2 separate regions of the Homo sapiens genome follow, and region 1 is linked to region 2. Evidence: chromatin loops called from intact Hi-C (ENCODE). Cell type or tissue: ascending aorta. All regions are shown on one strand. Each heading gives the region's core, and the rest is flanking DNA. Links, peaks and the distances in the headings are about the cores only.

The links. Hi-C counts contacts between places; a loop is a spot of excess contacts. Peaks named below come from ENCODE experiments on the same cell type or tissue, not always from the same donor. Only the 100,000 strongest peaks of a DNase experiment are listed, where the experiment ranks them.
Region 1: it touches region 2 in a loop (2.8-fold over the local background); 3 of 110 quality-filtered maps call a loop at or near these places.

The regions. Positions count from the first base shown.
Region 1 is chr15:49,841,733-49,851,061 of GRCh38, reverse strand. No RefSeq gene overlaps it. Among named protein-coding and RNA genes, the nearest start is that of DTWD1, 230 kb to the right of the region's middle. In ascending aorta, for the core only: no CTCF peak of the experiment used is centred there; a DNase peak (open chromatin) is centred at 3,538; H3K27ac peaks cover 1,876 bases.
Region 2 is chr15:49,983,964-49,993,292 of GRCh38, reverse strand. It overlaps ATP8B4 (ATPase phospholipid transporting 8B4 (putative)), which reads left to right. Exons shown (of 28, transcript NM_024837.4): 10 at 5,744-5,902. Among named protein-coding and RNA genes, the nearest start is that of ATP8B4, 130 kb to the left of the region's middle. In ascending aorta, for the core only: no CTCF peak of the experiment used is centred there; a DNase peak (open chromatin) is centred at 3,682; H3K27ac peaks cover 2,500 bases.

The DNA.
Region 1 (9,329 bases), core at 2,469-4,968, 140 kb after region 2:
TTGATAGTTTCTTTTGCTGTGCAGAAGCTCTCTAGTTTAATTAGGTCACACTTGTCAATTTTGGTTTTGTTGCAATTGCTTTTGAGGACCTAGTTGTGAATTCTTTCCCAAGGCCAATGTCCAGAATGGTGTTTTCTAGGTTTTCTTCTAGGATTCTTATAGTTTGAGGTTTTACTTTTAAATCCTTAATCAATCTTGAGTTAATTTTTGTTTACGGTGAAAGGTAGGGGTCCAGTTTTATTCTTCTGCATATGGCTAGCCATATAAACAAAAATTAAATCCACCATAAACAAAAATTAAAAATAAAAATTGACAAGTGGGACCTAATTAAACTAAAGAGCTTCTGCACAGCAAAAGCTTCTATCTCAGCACTGTTGATTGAATAGGGGGTCCTTTTCCCATTGCATATTTTTGTTGTCTTTGTCAAAGATCATATGGCTACAAGTGTGTAGCTTTATTTCTGGGTTCTCTATTCTCTTCCATTGGTCTATGTGTCTGTTTCTGTAGCAGAACCATGCTGTTTTGATTACTGTAGCCTTGTAGTATAGTTTGAAGTAACATAACGTGATACCTCTGGCTTTGTTCATGTTGCTTAGGATTGCTTTGGCTATCTAGCTTGTTCTTGGGTTCCATATGAATTTTAGAATAGCGTTTTTCCAGTTCTGTGGAAATGACATTTGTACCTTGATAGAAATAGTATTGAATCTGTAGATTGCTTTGGGCAGTATGGCCATTTTAATGAAATTGATTCTTCCAATCCATGAGCATGGAATGTTTTTCCATTTGTTTGTGTTATCTATGATTTCTCTCAGCAGTGTTTGTAGTTTTCCTTGTAGAGATCTTTCAACTCTTTGGTTAGATGTATTCCATGTATTCCTAGATATTTCATTTTTGGGGGGGCTATTGTAAATTGGATTGTGTTCTTGACTTGATTCTCAAAGCTTGAACATTTTTGGTGTATAGAAATGCTACTGATTTTTGTGTGTTGATTTTGTATCCTAAAAGTTTATTGAAGTTGTTTATCAGTTCCAGGAGCCTTTTGGCTGAGTCTTTAGGACTTTCTGTCTATGGAATCATATCATCAGCAAAGAGAGATCATTTTACTTCTTCTTTTCCTATTTGGATGCCTTTTATCTCTTTCTCTTGCATGATTTCTCTAGCTAAGACTTCTGGATTCATTCTTCATAGTTTCTGGTAGCTTAATTTTTGGTCACAAATGTGCACACTTCCTATTAAGGCTCTTCTTTTTTATCTGATTCCCTTAGACATTCAACACCCTTCAATATTTCTTAGCTGTTTCTTTATTTTCTCAACTTCTAAGCTATGAGTCAGTTTAAGGAAAAAAAAAAGAATTTTCTTTGAAAGTTACCTTATCTGCTTTTGTTTCTACAGGAGAAAGTCAGAACCTGACTTGAGCTAACACTAGGCAAGTGTCCATTTTCCATGGACCCCTGCTTTGGTGCTTCTTCAGATACATATGCTGGAATCAATCACTGTAAATTCTAAGCAAGTTGCTTTTTGCCTATAATAATTTTATAAATTATTCAGCATTCATACTATACTATATAAATATATATTTATACATATAAATAATCAATCACTGTAAATTCTAAGCAAGTTGCTTTTTGCCAATCATAATTTTATAAATTATTCAGCGTTCATACTATACTATATAAATGTAAATATATATTTATACATATAAATATGTATAATCTGAAAATGTTATATATAACTATAGTATGAATATAGTATATTAATATTATATTTTTGTATGATCACCAAAGTATTCTTTAGCTGGGTCAGCAGGAAGGGGATGCTTCAGATTTTTGAGTCAGGCATCAGAGGCCTGAAAGTTTGAAACACTTGTTCACTTTTGATTGCTGGCTTCCAGTTTTTGGTGCAGATCACTGGCAAAGAAACCTTCCATTTTAAATCTCTCTTGAGATGCTAGATTTTTGTTTTAAATGTGATCATAGGTGGTTTGAATGGATGCATAGTCAGCCAGAAAGTTGATTTGGATCCTGAAGTTCCCTTTACCATATACAGAATTGCCAAGAACAATATGCCTATACTGCCAAGAAATTCGTCTCACTAACCTGGATATGACAAAATACTTGCCACAGCATTTCTTCACACTCCTCTGTCCTATTCCTGCTGGCCGCCACTTTTTGAGATGGCACTGCTGCATTTGTCTGCCTTACTTCTCCACAAAATCAAATCAGAAATATGGAGATGTTCAGCAAGTCACAAAAGGAAGTTCTTTCTTCTATGATTCTATCAGTTCCACTCAATTAAGAATGCTCACCCCACCTCTGCCAACCCAGAAGCTCTGCATCCTTATAACTAGATGTGTTACAAGATGTTAGATTAGAAGTTAAGATGTGCTTGCTAACCTCAGTGACATGGTTGTCTCTATCCCTGCTTCTACAACTCCTTATGCATTCCTCTCTAATCATACTTGTTATGTTTTTACTTATTGTATATTTACAAGCCTCTCTGCTCCTCCAGAGAGAGAAGTCCTGTAAGAGAGGGTCTATGTCTTGTCTTTGAATTAGCAATGCATTGCACAGTTCCTGGCAGATAATTTATTGTCACAATATCTGTTAAATAAATAAATGGTCATGATTCAGACTTACTGTTGAAATAAGAGTTCCATTCCACAGAAAGCACTGACGTGGTCTTTTTGGCAACATTAGACTTGGAAAACACGTCTCTTATTTAACCAAGGAGGCATGAATATTGTGTGCTGACCACATCCTGGAGATAAATTCTATAGTTTCATTGCTTCAATTATTCTTTTGGATCAATATCCGGCAAGGAGTAAAACCCACAGTAGTGACTGAGCCCCTAAAAATACCTCATCAACTAAACCTCATGCATGGAAGATCTATTTTAAATGCAGTGCAGTCTTTTGGGCTTTAGACAGTTTCCTCTCTGACTAATAAGGCATTTTTTCTTGGACTTGACTTCTTATATTTACATGTTCCTCAGCCTTGGTAGTCTTTACTTGTTTATATTTTATCATTGCTTATTATATCTATTCATGTTGCAAGCTACTTTGAATCCTTTACGAAACGAGATGGGATATGGCTAAAGAGACATTGTTGTGTCATAGACAGATAACTGGGATTTAAATTGGAGATTTTGGGGATTTAAATTGGAAACTTTTGGGGGAGAAGGAGAAAGGAAGTTGACTTTCTTCCACTGATCCATCCTTTGGTCATGGGCAGGTCACTTCTTTCGCTTTTGCTGTTTGCTTCTGTTAGTTGATGTAGATAGTTGAGAATCATTCCTTCAAAAATGGTGACTGAAAGGTTGGAGTTTTGTTTGTTTTTTCTAGAATACAACTTATTCATGGCACTAAAAATAACCCACAGTCATGTCTTCTCAGCAGTTATTTTCAGCCCCCAAAGAATTGCTGTGGTTTCATTCTTCAAGTCCTTAGGGTCTGGCTGTGTCTTGGGGACATTCTTGCTACTTCTTGGCAAATCAATTAATGAAGCAACAGGCTGCATATCTGGCATCAGTGGGAAATACAGAAGCAGCATCAAACACAGGCTTTCTCTCAGGGGACTTCAGGTTAGCATGGAACAGAGCCCGGCACATGGATATGTGGGCAGTGAAATGGCCCTGCACTTGGAATAGAACACCTGGGTTCCTGGCCAGGCTATGGAATCTTGAGCAATTGTATCTAATTTTTCTAGACTTAATTCCCTCACAAATAGAATTGATAGTGGGGCTGTAGTAAGAATTAAACAAGTGAATGAACAGCAAAGAAGTTTACAGTTTGCAAAATAATATGTCAGGAGTACGTGCTATAATAAAGAAGTATTATTTGTATTTGATACAAAGCAACATGTCTAGAGACATGCATACCTGAATTCATGTCTTTACCAGCTGTCTGGTTGGGGGCAAGGCACTTGACATCTCTGAGTTTCAGTTTCCTAATGTGTATAATGGGTATATTAATACCAGCATCATAGAGCTCCTGGGAGCATGGGTGGCACTGTGTAGAAAACATAAAGGGTGGCTGGCACATGGTATGCACTGAACAAGTAGAAGCTTTCATTTCACTATTACTATAGTGTAACAATGAAAATAATATATAATTTGGTGCTAAATTGTTTGCCTATGGCCTGTGGGTAGTGTAGAAGTTTAGAGAAGAGGCATGCCAGCTGTTTTTGGAGTCTTGTTAAAAAGGCCCATAGAAGAGGTGTGATTTGAGATAGGCCTGGAAGGTAAGTAAGCTTTGCCTTGGTGGAACAAACAGTAGAGTTAACACAAATTAGTCCTGTGGCCATAGACAGCATAGTTCAGGCAGGATCACACTTATATTCATATTATTCTTGGACCTTCTGTAGCACCTAGCTTGGAAGTTATTTATGTATTTGTTTGCCTCCTCATGAGATCCTAGAAACATGTCATTTTTATCTTTATATTCCTATTTTATTTCTTAAGACTTTATCTTTTTTTTTTGGACGGAGTCTCACAGTGTTGCCCGGGCTGGAGTGCAGTGGTGCAATTTTGGCTCACTGCAACCTCTGTCTCCCAGGATCAAACGATTCTTCTGCCTCAGCCTCCCGAGTAGCTGGGATTACAGGCACCCGCCACCACGCCTGGCTAATTTTTTGTATTTTTAGTAGAGACAGAGTTTCACTATGTTGGCCAGGCTGGTCTCGAACTCCTTACCTTGTGATCCACCCACCTTGGCCTCCCAAAGTGCTGGAATTACAGGCGTGAGCCACCACGCCCAGGCAAGACATTATCTTTTTAGAGCAATGTGAAGTTCACAGCAAAATGGAGAGGAAAGTGCCAGTATTTCCCATATATATTCCTTAAAGTAATGGCTCTCAACTCTGTGACTATCAAGTGGAGAGCTCTTAAGAATGTCTATGCTGGGCCTCACACTAAACCTATGAAATTGAAATCTCAGGGTATGAGGCCCAAGTGTTGGTAATTTTTCAAATATCCCAGAGGTTCACAACATGACTGTAGGTTGAAAACCATTGCCTTATAGCACCAACCACACATGAACAGATTTGTTCAATTGTTGAGATGGTTGGATGAAATGGAGTACTTCAGAAAATACACTGGACTGAAATTAGAAGTTGCGGGTTGTAGCTTCAGCTCTGCCCTGACTGCTGTGTAAGGTGGTCAGATCCTTCAGCCTCCCTGGGCTCTGTGTCCTCATCAGCATTATAGGGAGGTTGCACCCTATGTCTCTTCAAGCCTTGATGGCCTATGATGTAGCTAAGCAGATGTCATCCTACCCTCTTTAGTTTGGGAAGTCAAATCTAGTGATGGAATGGTGTGGGTGCTTTTCTTGCTTTCTCATAATACACTTCTCTCCTCACCATGCCAGCCCCACCTAGATGCACATCAGAGGAGCTTACAGAGGACGTTTGAAGACTGTTTTCTTCTTTTCCCAAGAAATGCTATGATATTGTCAGTCTGTGTTTATTTCTAACGAAGGAAATATGTCCCCTTTATTGGAAACACCTTGTGGAAGGAGGCAAGGGCCTCTCTCTGCAGTCTGGCAACTGACAGCAGAGATGCCGGCTTAGCCCCACCTGTCCCCATAGCCAAGACAGACATGGCCCCAAATGCTTCTGTACGTAAACCTTTGTGAAGTTTCCTGTGGGCACAGCACAGATTGGGCCTCAGTTGCTGCTTCTGGCCAAAGTAACTCAAACCACATGACTGGAGAGGAATCAAGGTGAATGTACTTGCACTAGAGGCAAAAAATGTAAGCAAGTGGTACCTTCTCACCTTGGTCGTGAACACCTCTCTCGTGGACCAGGCATTGGCCAGACCTATAAAGTAATAGCAAATGCCAGTCCTGAAAATCACTGTGGACTTGAAGTAGGCTATCTGATGTTCCTTATAAGACAGCCATCCTTTTTCACTCAATAAACAACAGAGGGGACAGGAAATTAGAAGGAAGGTAGTAAACATGTGAGGAATTTCTTTTGGCACCCCACCTTCTCCGTCTGAGCCTAGAGCCAGGAGGTGGAGCAGACAAAGCTCTTGTGCCTGGTCCTCAAGCTCTTTCTTCATCTCTTCAACGTAGGCTGGGTTGCCCCATGTTTGTCAGAGTTTTAAGGAGGGGTCCTTGGCCTGTGAGTGTGTGGTGGCAATAGCCATTCTCAGAAAAATGCATCTTGCAGGAAGAAAATCAGCATCTTTAGAATCCTATAGAAAACAGTCCTCTATGATGCTGTCCTTCTGGTGATTTATAAACAGGATTTCCTGTTAGACCTCAACTGAGCTTCAACTCAACATTGCCAGGTCTGTCCTGCAGACCCTGGCTGAGCGACAGATGAAAGGAATACTCAGACACAGGTATCCCATGAAAGAGTGACTAGGGGACTGCCTGGCACTAGGTGGCCGAAGAGTCAGCAGCCCCAATAAGCCGGAGCTGCTTGTATTTATTCAGTACTGGTATAATGTCAAAGGCCTGGAGCCAACACAATCTATGGGTAATTAACATTGTCATTCCCCCTTGCAGGGAGCAGTCTTGCATGCGGATGATCAAAGGTCGGTCTCTGGATGACATACGTAAATAAGCTTATCTAGAGAGGCTACCTGCAACCGAGAATGTTAAGGTATTTCCTTTGCCATAATGTAGCCATAATTGTGTTTGGGCAGGTACACAGTAAGGGTTAGAACTTTTATAACTTACACACAGTGGGAGGATTGTGAAGTGATATGTAGCGTTACCTGGCACCTTAGTCCAATGTGTGTTATTAATGAGGGACCCTACCGGGGGCAACTCAATCCCTCCCAGCCAAGCAGTTATGTTATTAGAGGCTGGAAGGGCGTGTCTGCCAAGGTAACAGGGCAGAAGAAAGATGGATCTAAGAGATGAGCCCAATAGAGTGTAGCAGGTGCGGGTTGCAGGCAGAGTGAGAGAATAAGAAAGGTTAATACTCTGTGAGACTTGCAATGTACAACAGAAAGCATAGCAAGGAACAGATTATCTGGAATGAATGGTGTCTGTGTCTGGAGCAGGATTTGCTCAGCCTCCTGAGTTTTCTTCTTCAGCATTCCCCAGGTAATGTCCGGGGCCTGTGTCATCCAAGGAAGCTGCATCAACTGGGGCTGCGGGTCCTGCAGGGTCATTTCCTTCATTTCTGGTACCGGGTTGGATCCTAGCCATGCCATGGTATGGTTTGATGAGTCATGCTGGAATCCAAAGAGGGCTTGAGGGGGTGTGAACACAAGCATGTCCTCTTCCCCATGTTAGCAAATCATTTGGACCACACCATACATTACTATTTACATGTTTCCGTAAAACCGCAGGTTTTATGTTTTGAGAGCATTTTGCAAAATGCTTTTCTATGGCTGATTGAAATTTATCATCTACATTTAAAAAATTAAGGGTAAATAAGGCTTTTGCCAATAGTGTTGCAGGGTCCTTACCCATATTCCTTCTTTTCTGTTTTTTGAGCATATTTTTAAGGGTGGAGTGGACATGTTCTACTATGGCCTGTCCTTAGGGGTTTTAAGGGATGCCTGTGGAATGTTGGATGTTCCACGTGTGACAAAATTGTTGAAATTGTGAGCTGACATAAGCCGGACCATTATCAGTTTTAATTTTTGTGGGCCACTCCATAAACACAAAAGTAAAGAGAAGATGTTTAATGATATATTGGGCAGACTCTCCAGGAAGAGCATGAGCGCTTATTAAATGGGAACTGGTATCAACAGATACATGTACATATCTTAGTTTTCCAAATTCAGGGATGTGTGTAACATCTGTTTGCCATAATTGATTAGGTTCTAGTCCTCTAAGGTTAACACCTGTTGAAGGAGGGGATGTGACTGTGAGCTGGCAATCTGGGCATTGTAAAATAATTTGTTTAGCTAGTCTTTGGGTAACTTGAAATTGTTTAGATAAATTTCTCCAATTTTCGTGGAAAAATTGGTGTGATTGGGTGGCTTGGTCAAGCAATGATGTCATAACCTGCAGGTCTGCTTGATTATTGTCATAAGCTGGTGGCCTGGGGAGTGAGGTGTGGGCCCGAATGTGTGTAATAAAAATAGGATGTGTACATTGATCTAGCAATTGCTGAAGTCAAAGAAAATGTGTACACAGGGTGGGCTCAAGAGTAGACTTAATGAGGGCTGTCTCAAGGTACTGCAATAAATAAATGGAGTAAGCAGAGTCACTAACAATATTGATAGATTGAGCAGAAAAGATTTCTAGGGCCAATATTAGGGCTCCAACCTCAGCTGTCTGAGTGCTAGTAAATCCAGATGGAGTGAGGGAGTTATGCAGTTCCCACTAGATAACTGCTTTTCCATTTTTACCAGAGCCATCAGTAAAAAGCGTTAAAACATTAGGTATGGGGGAGTGAACTACTTTTGTAGGTATAACTACAGGAGTACAAGATAAGAACTTGTACTCTTATCTATCTGAAGTAGTTTGTCAGCAGGAAGGGCATCTTCTATATGGCCTGCTGCTATCTGCAGGTCTAGAGATAAGGGCAAAACTGCTTTGAATTGTTTTTTACGCAAGGGAATTTTTGTGACATCAGGGTCATAACCTAGCAATTGATTGCATCGTCTGCAGCCTGTATAGATAACTTTACTAACTAGCTGGATATAGGGAGATAGTGTTTTAGTCCCAATATGTGAGCAAAAAACCTGTTCTAGAAAATGCAGCCCAGGGGCCATCTGTCCTATTAATCCTGTTGAGGAATGTTTAGTAGGAAAAACAAATAATTGGACTGAATATCATGGGCCTATGCTATCTAGTTGCCTCTGAGAAATAGTTTGCTCTATTTCCTCAATTTCCCTTTGTGCTGCAGGGGTTAAATACCTGGGGGAGTCTAGGGCTGCATTGCCTTTTAGGATAGAAAACAGGCTTATAACCTATAAATAGTTATGCCTAAGGTGGGGCAAAACCAGTTAATATTACCTAGTGTTTTTTGATAATCATTTAAGGTGTGTAAGTTGTTAGTATTTAATTTAACCTTCTGGGGTCTTACTGACCGGGAAGTTAGTATCTATCCAGGATATTTCCAAGGAGAGGACATCTGTACTTTTTCAGGTGCTATGATTAAACCTCTTAATTGTGTATTCTTTTTGACAGAGGCATATAAACTTACAAGTATTGGCTCTGGTGGGGCTGCCAGTAATTTATCATCCATAAAATGAATAATCTTGCAATTAGGAAATTCTTTTCTACTGGGGAGCAAAGTCTGATTTACATGATACTGACACATGGTAGGACTGTCCAGCATTCCATGAGGAAGTACTTTCCAATGAAATTGGCAAACTGACCTTTCATTATTGATAGCTGGTATTGTAAACACAAATTTTTC
Region 2 (9,329 bases), core at 2,446-4,945:
CTCATCTCATCGTCTTCCTTCACTTCTTTTTGTTAGCTATTTTCTCCACCTGCAGTGTCACTTTTCTGTCATTCTTTATCTTTGTTTTTATCACTCTCTCCATATTAGTTTAAGTCTGTTTATTAAGTACCTCCTAAGTACAAGATGCAAAACAAAGTATGTAGAATTATAAATGATCTCTCCATATATTACCAAGGTTCTTTTGATCCTTTGCTCCTCGTTCTTTTTCTACTCCCTTTTTTGTGTCTTCTTTATTCAACTTTGTCCTAATGAAATATCAGTAGATTTCAGGTTTTCCTCTGGTGATTGGAAAAAGACTTTCTTGACTCATGGGAATCAAAACTAGATATTGCATCCTTTAGTTTAAATTAAAATAGGATATCAACATTGTATATGTTTGGCAATGCCCTGGCTAGCTTTGGCAAGGTATAATCGATGAGAAGATATGGGAGGCACACTCTTTACCATGTTCTGTCTGTGCTAAGTACATGTTTTAATTTGTGACTTCTGGGCAAATCTGGGTATGGCATTATTTTTGCTTCTGGTTACTGTGTGTTTTCCTCTTCTGAGACTTGCCAAAATACTTTCTCTAGCACCAAATTACAATTTTCTGTCCTTGAATCATAAAAGCACATCTTCCAAGTATCTAAAGACCTGAATTTCCCACTCCTATCCCCAGAGAAGTTCCCACTGGGGACTCCAGGTTTCGGACACATAGGGTCAGAACTGAGATGGGTTGAAATCTCAGGATGTCTCTGGTAAGTCTCTCTGCCTCCTCACTTTTGCATCTATATTCAAAGATAGTGTCTTTCTGGTGGACTTATTTCTTTCATCCATACATACAGTCACCCATTATTCATTCAGCAAATGTATATTTAACACAAGGCCAAGGGATTTGTTAAGACTGGGATACAGTGGTTAATAAGTCAGGCTCAGGCCTTACTTTTATAGAGCTTATTTCCCAGGGGAGAAGACAGACTTGAACAAGGGCTCATCCCTAAAGAAGCCTTTGATAAGGTAAAGGCCCTAAAGTTCTCAGGCCCTAAACATGATGCTGATATGTGAGCAAGAACTCACTATGTACCAGGCACCATGCTGAGTAATTGCACACATTATCTTGTTAAACCCTTACAGCTCTTGAAGGAAGAGATTATTGTTAGCTCAATTTATGGATAAAGAGACCCAGGTAAATTGATTAACTTTCCCAGTGTCATATGGCTGTTAAGTGGAGAAGCCAGACTATGAACCCTGGACTTCTGGCAAAGCCTATTTTACAAAGGACACAAAAGGACACAAAACCCCAGGTTGTAAACCAAAGTAGAAAGACAGCATTGGAGGGTTAGGGAAAATTAGCACAAGAGCTTAGCTCTTGATTAGGGAAATAAATGAAATTTTAAAATATTCTAAACCCAAAGGTACGAAATTAATTACCAGAGATCAAGTCCATCCAGCACAAGGATGAGGTCATCATATTTTTAAAACGTAGCAATGTTCTCAGTGATTTTGAATGTCAGGATCCCTGATAAGAGTTTATAGAAGACTTGGCCAAATGTAGAGACCAGTGCACACAAGAGAGTTGGGTTTTGGCAGGTAAATCCATTTATTTGAAAAGTTCTCATGAAAATATTTTTATACATTTCAAACATCAGAAAAAATGATTTATGGTCTCTTGAATTTTGTAAGAAAAGATACATAACTTGATCTAATATTATAGATCAAATATAATATAAAAAGAGATTGGGCCTTGATTTTCATGTTAAAGTCTTATGGGAATTGAAAAGCTTTTATAAACAAGTAACTGAAATACTTGTCAATTATTATTATGTAAACTGGACATTCTTATTCCTTGGGGAAAACCCCGGATGTAAATTGTCGAAATGTGTTTAAGAATCTTTTGCATATTGTTACTGACTGAACTGAGATCTGTTTTCTGCAACTCCTGACAAGTTTACATATTTTGTATGACTGTTAATGCTGAATTCTGAACCGAGGAAAGGTTGACTCTTTATTCAGGAATCCTTGTATATTTTGTGGTTCTTTCTAAAGAATAGCATGTGTGTAATTAAAACATGGAAAAATAAGCATCTCTTTTTGGTTAAAAAAAATAGCTTGGTTAGCATCTTGTGAGTTTTTTTGCTTACCAGATAGCTTTCCTATTCACCTGGACTGGAGCACAACCCAACAGCACAGCTGACTCATGAGGCATAGATTCCATGTAAAGGCGTGAAGAATAATTTCCCTCTTTACTGCTGGTGCCGACATGCCATTATGGTGGTAATGATGGATGGGTGAGCCTTGACAGTTGAAGAGTAAAGAAGCTTTAGAAAATAGGAAGGTGACATACTTCTTTCTAAGAAAATAAGTATTTGTCACAATCATCAGGGCAAACACTAGTGGGCAATCTCTAAAACGCTAAAAAAACTCTTGGCTAGAGAAATTCTTGAACAGCAATATTGATGTTTTATTTGCTGGATGATTTGTCTTATGGAAGAGTTGCAGTACAGATAATCAAGAACTATTTCTATTAATAATGTATAGGAAGAGATGAAGCCAGCTTCTCTGGAAAATCATAGACTATTGGGCACTGAGTTCCATTTTTATGATAAACTACAGACTTTCACTTTGAGGTAAATACTTAGCTCGAGAAGTCTGTCAAGTTGGTAATTAACCAACGATCCAGCTGACTAAATCTAGAATGCTTAAGAAGGTCCAGAATGAGATCCTGTAGATTTTTTTCAGTATGGGTCTAGAGCATTTCTGTGTGATTGTCAAATGGATAAATTGCAATCTGCTTTCATGTCTTCTCTTCAGAGGGGCAAACAGATATGACCAGCTAGTTTGATTGTATTTACACTTCATTATTGACGTGATTTTCTTCCAGCTTTATTATTGCCCATTAAAGATGACTTTGTGCTCCAAACATGTATTCAGTAAATGACTATGTGAGAAATGATGCGATTTTTTCCTTAACTGTTTCCTCATCGATTGTCAAACTGATCATTTACTGCCTCTTTCTCTTCTCTGATTCAACTAGCAAAAAGAAGAAGGGTCCTAAGAGAGCTTTCCCCTCATCCTTGTTATGCTTCATGGCTAGGCTCTCATTTTGGTTGCTTCTAATGCACTTTAATGCTCTCACCTTTTTTCAGTACTCTCAGATCTACTCGACTCCCTTTAGATTTAGGCCAAACTAAGCCCCGGCTGTTGTGCCTGGGCTATTTGATTTTCTAGTCCTTTATTACTATCATGGAAATATACCCACTTTTTCTGTTTTTCTTAGATCTGCTCTAATATCCATCTCATCTCTTAACCTCTCTCGAAATCATCTGAAATTTTTTCTATCCATCTCTTCGACAAAGATCCTATTATGTAGATAGTATAATAGGTTATAGGAATACAGAGGTGAATACAGTGCTCCCTTCAAAGGAATCTGTTCATCCCTTTTCGAAAGTGGTACAAAAGAAATTGGGAAGTGTGTGTTTTATGCTAATAGAGCTTAAAAAGGGGAAGCCGAGCACTTCTGATGATAAAAACAAATGTAGTTTGGCTTTGTTCCCACCATTTTGTTTTGACTGGGGCCTGTATTTAGAACTTACATCACCGAGACCACACTCTTTGAGAAAGGCTGAATTGGGGCTTAGCCTCCAAGAACCCAGGCAGTACCCCTTGGCCTTACTCCCTGTTCCTGTCTAGAACCACACCCTTGGTGTGAGGTCAGGGAGGGGCAAGCCAACATGTTTAAGGCTGTATTTGCCTCCATGTCAGTCTTTGCTTATGACAATAGAAATGATCAAATGAACCTGTTTTTTATATTCCTTTTGGCAGGGACTGCATATCATGTTGTTTTTGCCCAAAGCACATTTTTTTTTTTTAAGTGGCTAGGTTTGAAGCCTGAGAAATTGAGTCTTGGGTCAAGAATCTGGAATAAACTTCAAGCGTTGCTGTCAACCTGTTATTTTATGTAGATTTTGCTGGTGATAGCCAATTCAAGATTTTACAATTCAGAATGAAAATTATTGGTCAAGAAAAAAAGATACTGAATTCAGGGATTTAGAAAATGTCTCCTCATCTACAACATAGTTGTCCAAACAACTTGAGCCAGTTTAAATCAGTTTTAATTTACTTTTTACTATCAGTGATAGGCTATCACGGAGCTAACCAGAATTCAGCCCCTTCCCTTGGCAAGGTTGTTTGTCTTATCCAAATCCTCCTGCCAGCAGTCTCTATTTAGCAGTGGGAAATAGGGATGTCTGGGAAACTGCCAGTGAGTGCCTAAGTGGGGAGGCTTCAGGCAGTACTTTTGTTATATTGGGGAAAGACAGGTGGAGGTTGGAAAAGCAGCCCTGAGGACATAAGTCCCTCATTCCTTTCACAGTTTTATTTGCTTTTGCTTTTTTAATGCAAGGTCTGTTAGTGAAATGGTTGGTCAGGAGTGACGTGGCCATGTGGCAACTGGTTGCTGTTACCTCTGTTTAGTAGTTTTAAAGGGAGCATCCTAGGGAGAAAGGGGACCCCCCTAAGAAGCCTCTTTTAAGTTCAGAAGGCAGCTTGAAGAGTGGATGGAGTCAGTGTAATATAGAGGATCTCTAGGCTGACGTGGTCCCCTTTCTCTTTAATCAGCGCTAAAGATACAGTCCCCTTTTTATTTTCCAAATGCTATGTTTTATGTTCCAACTTGCTCTTTTGAATTCTGATTAAATGTAAATGTATTTTTGTTTGTTTGTTTTTGAGAGAGAGAACTTTGTAGGTACTAATCTCACCCCTGACTCTGGCTCAAACCCTGATTGGATCTACCCACAGCTTCCTTTTTCATATCTCCCCTCTCTTTTTTCCTTCCTCCCTCTGTCCCTCTCTCCCTCCATTCTGTTCTTTCACGTCTTTGTACTCATTATATATAAAAAATTTAACCTTACCTGTTTGCAGTGGATATGTATATTAATCTAATAGTTATGTTTTGTGGCAGGGTCCGTGAAAGATTATTTGTGGTTTCTTTTTCTATCTAGAGAACCCTCATCCTGAATGTATATTTTCATATTGAAATAATGGAACGAATTGATTCGTTGATTTGGAGTGGGCATGCCCTTGGTTTGGAATTAAAGAAACTAGAAACATCTTCTAGCCAGTTAGGGGCAAGTTATATGGTGCCTTTGAGAGTCCCCAGAACTCTGAATCTAATCAAGATAAGAAGCATAGAACAGCTGAAAGGAATCACACGCATTCTCAGACTCATGTGGCAAACAAGGCCCAGGTTTCTTTCTGGTGGAATACAGTAGGACCTCAGAAATCCTGATTGTGAGGTCAGAAAGATGGTTAACTTTTGTTGTGAGACTAGAAGTATGCTATTTTAAACTGTGTAAAAGTTCACATTTAGCTAAAAGAGATGGAATAAGAGAAACTTTTAGGACAGTCACTGCTTTATCTTTTCAAAAATTATTTGTTACAAACCGGAAGTAAAGATATGCTTTTTTTTTCTTTTTTAAGGAAAAAATATCCCATGGCTGTTAAGGTTTCTGTTATTATTTGTTTTTTCTATTTTTATTTGGACAGTACAGAAAACTGTGTTTCAAAATAGTTGATGGCTTTCCATTTTTCTACCTCCCAGCTTATTTTTTTCTAGCACAATTCTTTATATGTAACCCCAGGCTGTCTAAAGGAGAGGGAAACAGTGGTAAAACAGTGCTGTGGGCTTCTGAAGAGAATTTTGGGTGAGTCATAAAGAGGTTTGTTTTGTTTTTTTATTTTCCAGGGATTGTTGTCTGTGAGGTGCCTAACAACAAGTTAGATAAATTCATGGGAATCCTTTCTTGGAAAGACAGCAAGCATTCCCTCAACAATGAGAAGATAATCCTGAGAGGCTGCATCCTGAGAAATACCAGCTGGTGTTTTGGAATGGTTATTTTTGCAGGTACAGCATGTGACCCAAGGCCAGCTCTGTGGGAACCTTTCCTGCAACGTACACCAGCACAGTCTATGATTCTCTGTGTTCTGATGAGCGCAGTGCTTTCATTCCATGCAAAGTCGTGCTCTGGAGTTGACTTAAGATTGTAGGATGCCAGGAGAAAACACTATTGCTCTGAAAATAGTCCAGGTGGCCCCTGCTGTATGAGGAACTACTGACATCTTATTCTTAAGGATGCTGGAGCTTTAACTAGACAGTGGGTGCTAGATACCTACTGCTTAATTTTTCTTCATTAACCCCATCTTAATCACCTTTGTCATTTTATGTATGAATCTGCCTTTAAAGTGGGTAAGAGTATGAAAGAAAGCTCCTGGCTGTGCAGTTAATTTTGTAGTTTGCAAAGGTCAAGCAGACCATTTGGAAAAGGCTTCTTGATCCTGTAATCATTTCTGTTTATACTCCATAGCTTTTTCCACTGTTTGTAAATAGGAGAGTGGGTTCTGGAAAGACTGTGCATGATGGGGGTGGGTGGGGTGGGAGGAGGTGCCTCTTACTCTTCTTGCCCACCAAATTTCTTTTCTCTGCTTTATTTCTGTAGGCCCGAGGTGGCCCTCTCTTGCTAAGAAAGCTTACAGTAGCATCATTTCATAAAGCCACTCAAATTGTACTCATGGCTTCAATTGCCAGCCCTTGATTTTAAAAGTCCTGTTTATTGTGACACCAAATTAAGATGTGTTTTGGGCCTCTTGACTATGTGCAATCAAAATTGGAATGTTTTTCTTAACTGACCTTCCTCAACAACAACAAAGTGTTCATTAAAGTCTTAAAAGTGTTCCAAACCTAGAAACGTTCTCCCAATTCCTCTAAATACTGTCAGCTGTTGGTGTTAGCAGTGCTCTTGCCGCTTGGGGCATTGCCATTGTAAAGACTTGGGAAATCCCTAGAAATGAGCCAGTATATGCGCTTTTACATTTTAGTTGGAGAAATAAACATATGATCATATATTTCATTACACAGAGAAAAAGAGAGCTAGGCTTGACCATGAACATTCCTTTATCTTCCTACTTAATGATAGGGAAATTTCATGGTCTTCTGATGGGAAATACCCTCCTGATTTGCTTCCTGTCATCATAGAGATGGAGGTGCTTCATCCTATGGATGGGATATAGTCCCAAACTTTGCATTTCCGTGACCTTGTTTGGAATGGCTAATTCAGGACTCTAGTTCAGCTACAACGTTTCATGCTAGGGCAGTTGTTGTGAACCGCTGAGAGGCCAAGTTCTTCTTTGTAAGGTTTCTTTGTGGGAAAATGTTCTGAAAAACAAGGAAGTTGGTTGGTAAGTTGAATAGGTCTCCCTCCAAGGAAGTGTAACAGAAAGTTCACAGAATTTGGATTGGGCAGACCTGAGTTTGGATTTATTATTATTTTTTATTTATTGTTATTATTATTTTACCAGCTGTAGGACTGTAAGCTTTGGTTACTTAAACTTCGGAAGCTTTACTTTTTTTCTGCTGTAACATGGGGATAATAATGAGTACATTAGGGTCATTTTAAAGGCTCAGTGAGATAATGCATACGGAAAAGGATGCTTGACAAATGCTATTTTCCTTCCTTTTCTGCTTCCCTTCTTTCAAATTTAATTCAGAGCACCCAGCCTGCTCTCTAGGCTGAGAGTTGGAAAAACTTACTGCTCTCTGGACCTTGGCAGCAGGCAGCAGGGAGAGAGGAACACCTTCTTCTTTTGTGATTTGGCCACAGTGTTCACTTGCAGGAGACCTTATCAACTGGATGTTTGTAAAGCAGAGCATGCCTGCATTGACTTTAGTCTGGTCACAAATGTTAGCAGAAAGCTTAATTAGAATGCTGGCAAACAGAAGAATTAGTGGTTGGCTTCGTCCGTGTCGGAGATGAACAAATGGATGTCACAAAACCTCTAAGTCTTAAGACATTTAGTTGGGGAACTAGTTCCAGGTGAACACCTAGGTCTAATGAAAAATATCTGCTGGGCGCGGTGGCTCACGCCTGTAATCCCAGCACTTTGGGAGGCTGAGGCGGGTGGATCACGAGGTCAGGAGATTGAGACCATCCTGGCTAACATGGTGAAACCCCATCTCTACTAAAAATACAAAAAATTAGCCAGGCGTGTTGGCAGGCGCCTGTAGTCCCAGCTACTCGGGAGGCTGAGGTAGGAGAATGGCATGAACCTGGGAGGTGGAGCTTGTAGTGAGCTGCGATTGCACCACTGCACTCCAGCCTGGGTGACAGAACGAGACTCCATCTCAAAAAAAAAAAAAATCCAAAATGAATTATTAAGTATTCTTTCTGTGTTATTACTCTAGTTATACCTACCACTAGGAATTGTGCAATGAATATAGATGACACAGATATGATTTGCTTTACAAACCTATAATTTATGAAGTTCTAATATATATTAACAGCTAGGCTACACCTCCCTGGTAATGCCTTCTTTATGCTCAAGAGAGGAGAAAATCTTGTTTCTGAGGGCAGGAATTATATTCATTTAAACAGTCTCTAGGAGTCTGTACCATCTTGAGTGCACACTGCATTTTTGTCCTAGATGTCTTCTGTTTGCTCTCCAGATTTCCTCTCACCTTTTTCTACCATTCTTTCTGCCCTAGGAGGCTTATTTGTATGGTTTATACTAATAGGTTACCTTGTACTTCTGCTTCTGGTTGGGCTTTGTCTCGGGGATCCCTAGGAAGAGATCAAAAGGAAGAAGGAGATTACGATCAAGGTATTTACTCCTCCAGGCTGCATTCTTGTGTGCTAACTTCAGGCTGGCCAGATCTATCAACAGAAGGCCACTCTTACTCTAAGGGCTGCAAATTCCTGTCACCTCTTTCCCTTAGGGTCCAGTAGCCATTCCTTCCCTTCATCCCTTCTGGCTCAGGTGGAGAAACAGCTTGCTTGCTACATGCCCTTGGTTAATGCACTAACCTTTTGTTTCCCCTATAATCCCACCTATGCTTTTTGTAAAGAGTTCTTTTATAAATAAAACTTCCTCCAATTCTCTTTGTTCAATGTGTCATCTATTTCCTTTTAGGATCCTGAATGAGACACAGTCTTAAATATTGGTTGACTATTTCATATAGTTTTAGAAAATAGTAAAGACCAAGAACTTTAGAATTACTTATGTCGAGGTTCAAATTCTCGCTCTGACACTTACTAGGTGAGAAATCTCAGGCAAGTTCAATTATTTAAACTCAGTTTCATTATTAGTGAACTGAGGATAATAGTACCTAATTTGTTAGTTTGTTGTAAGCATTAGCTGAGATTATAGGTGAAATGTAGATGTTCAAAAAATTAATTTGCTTAAAATACTTACAAATTATTTATTGAATGTCTACTATATGCTGGGCATTATGCTACTTACTCATTGGGGATTAAAAATGTGAACAAAAACAAATGCAG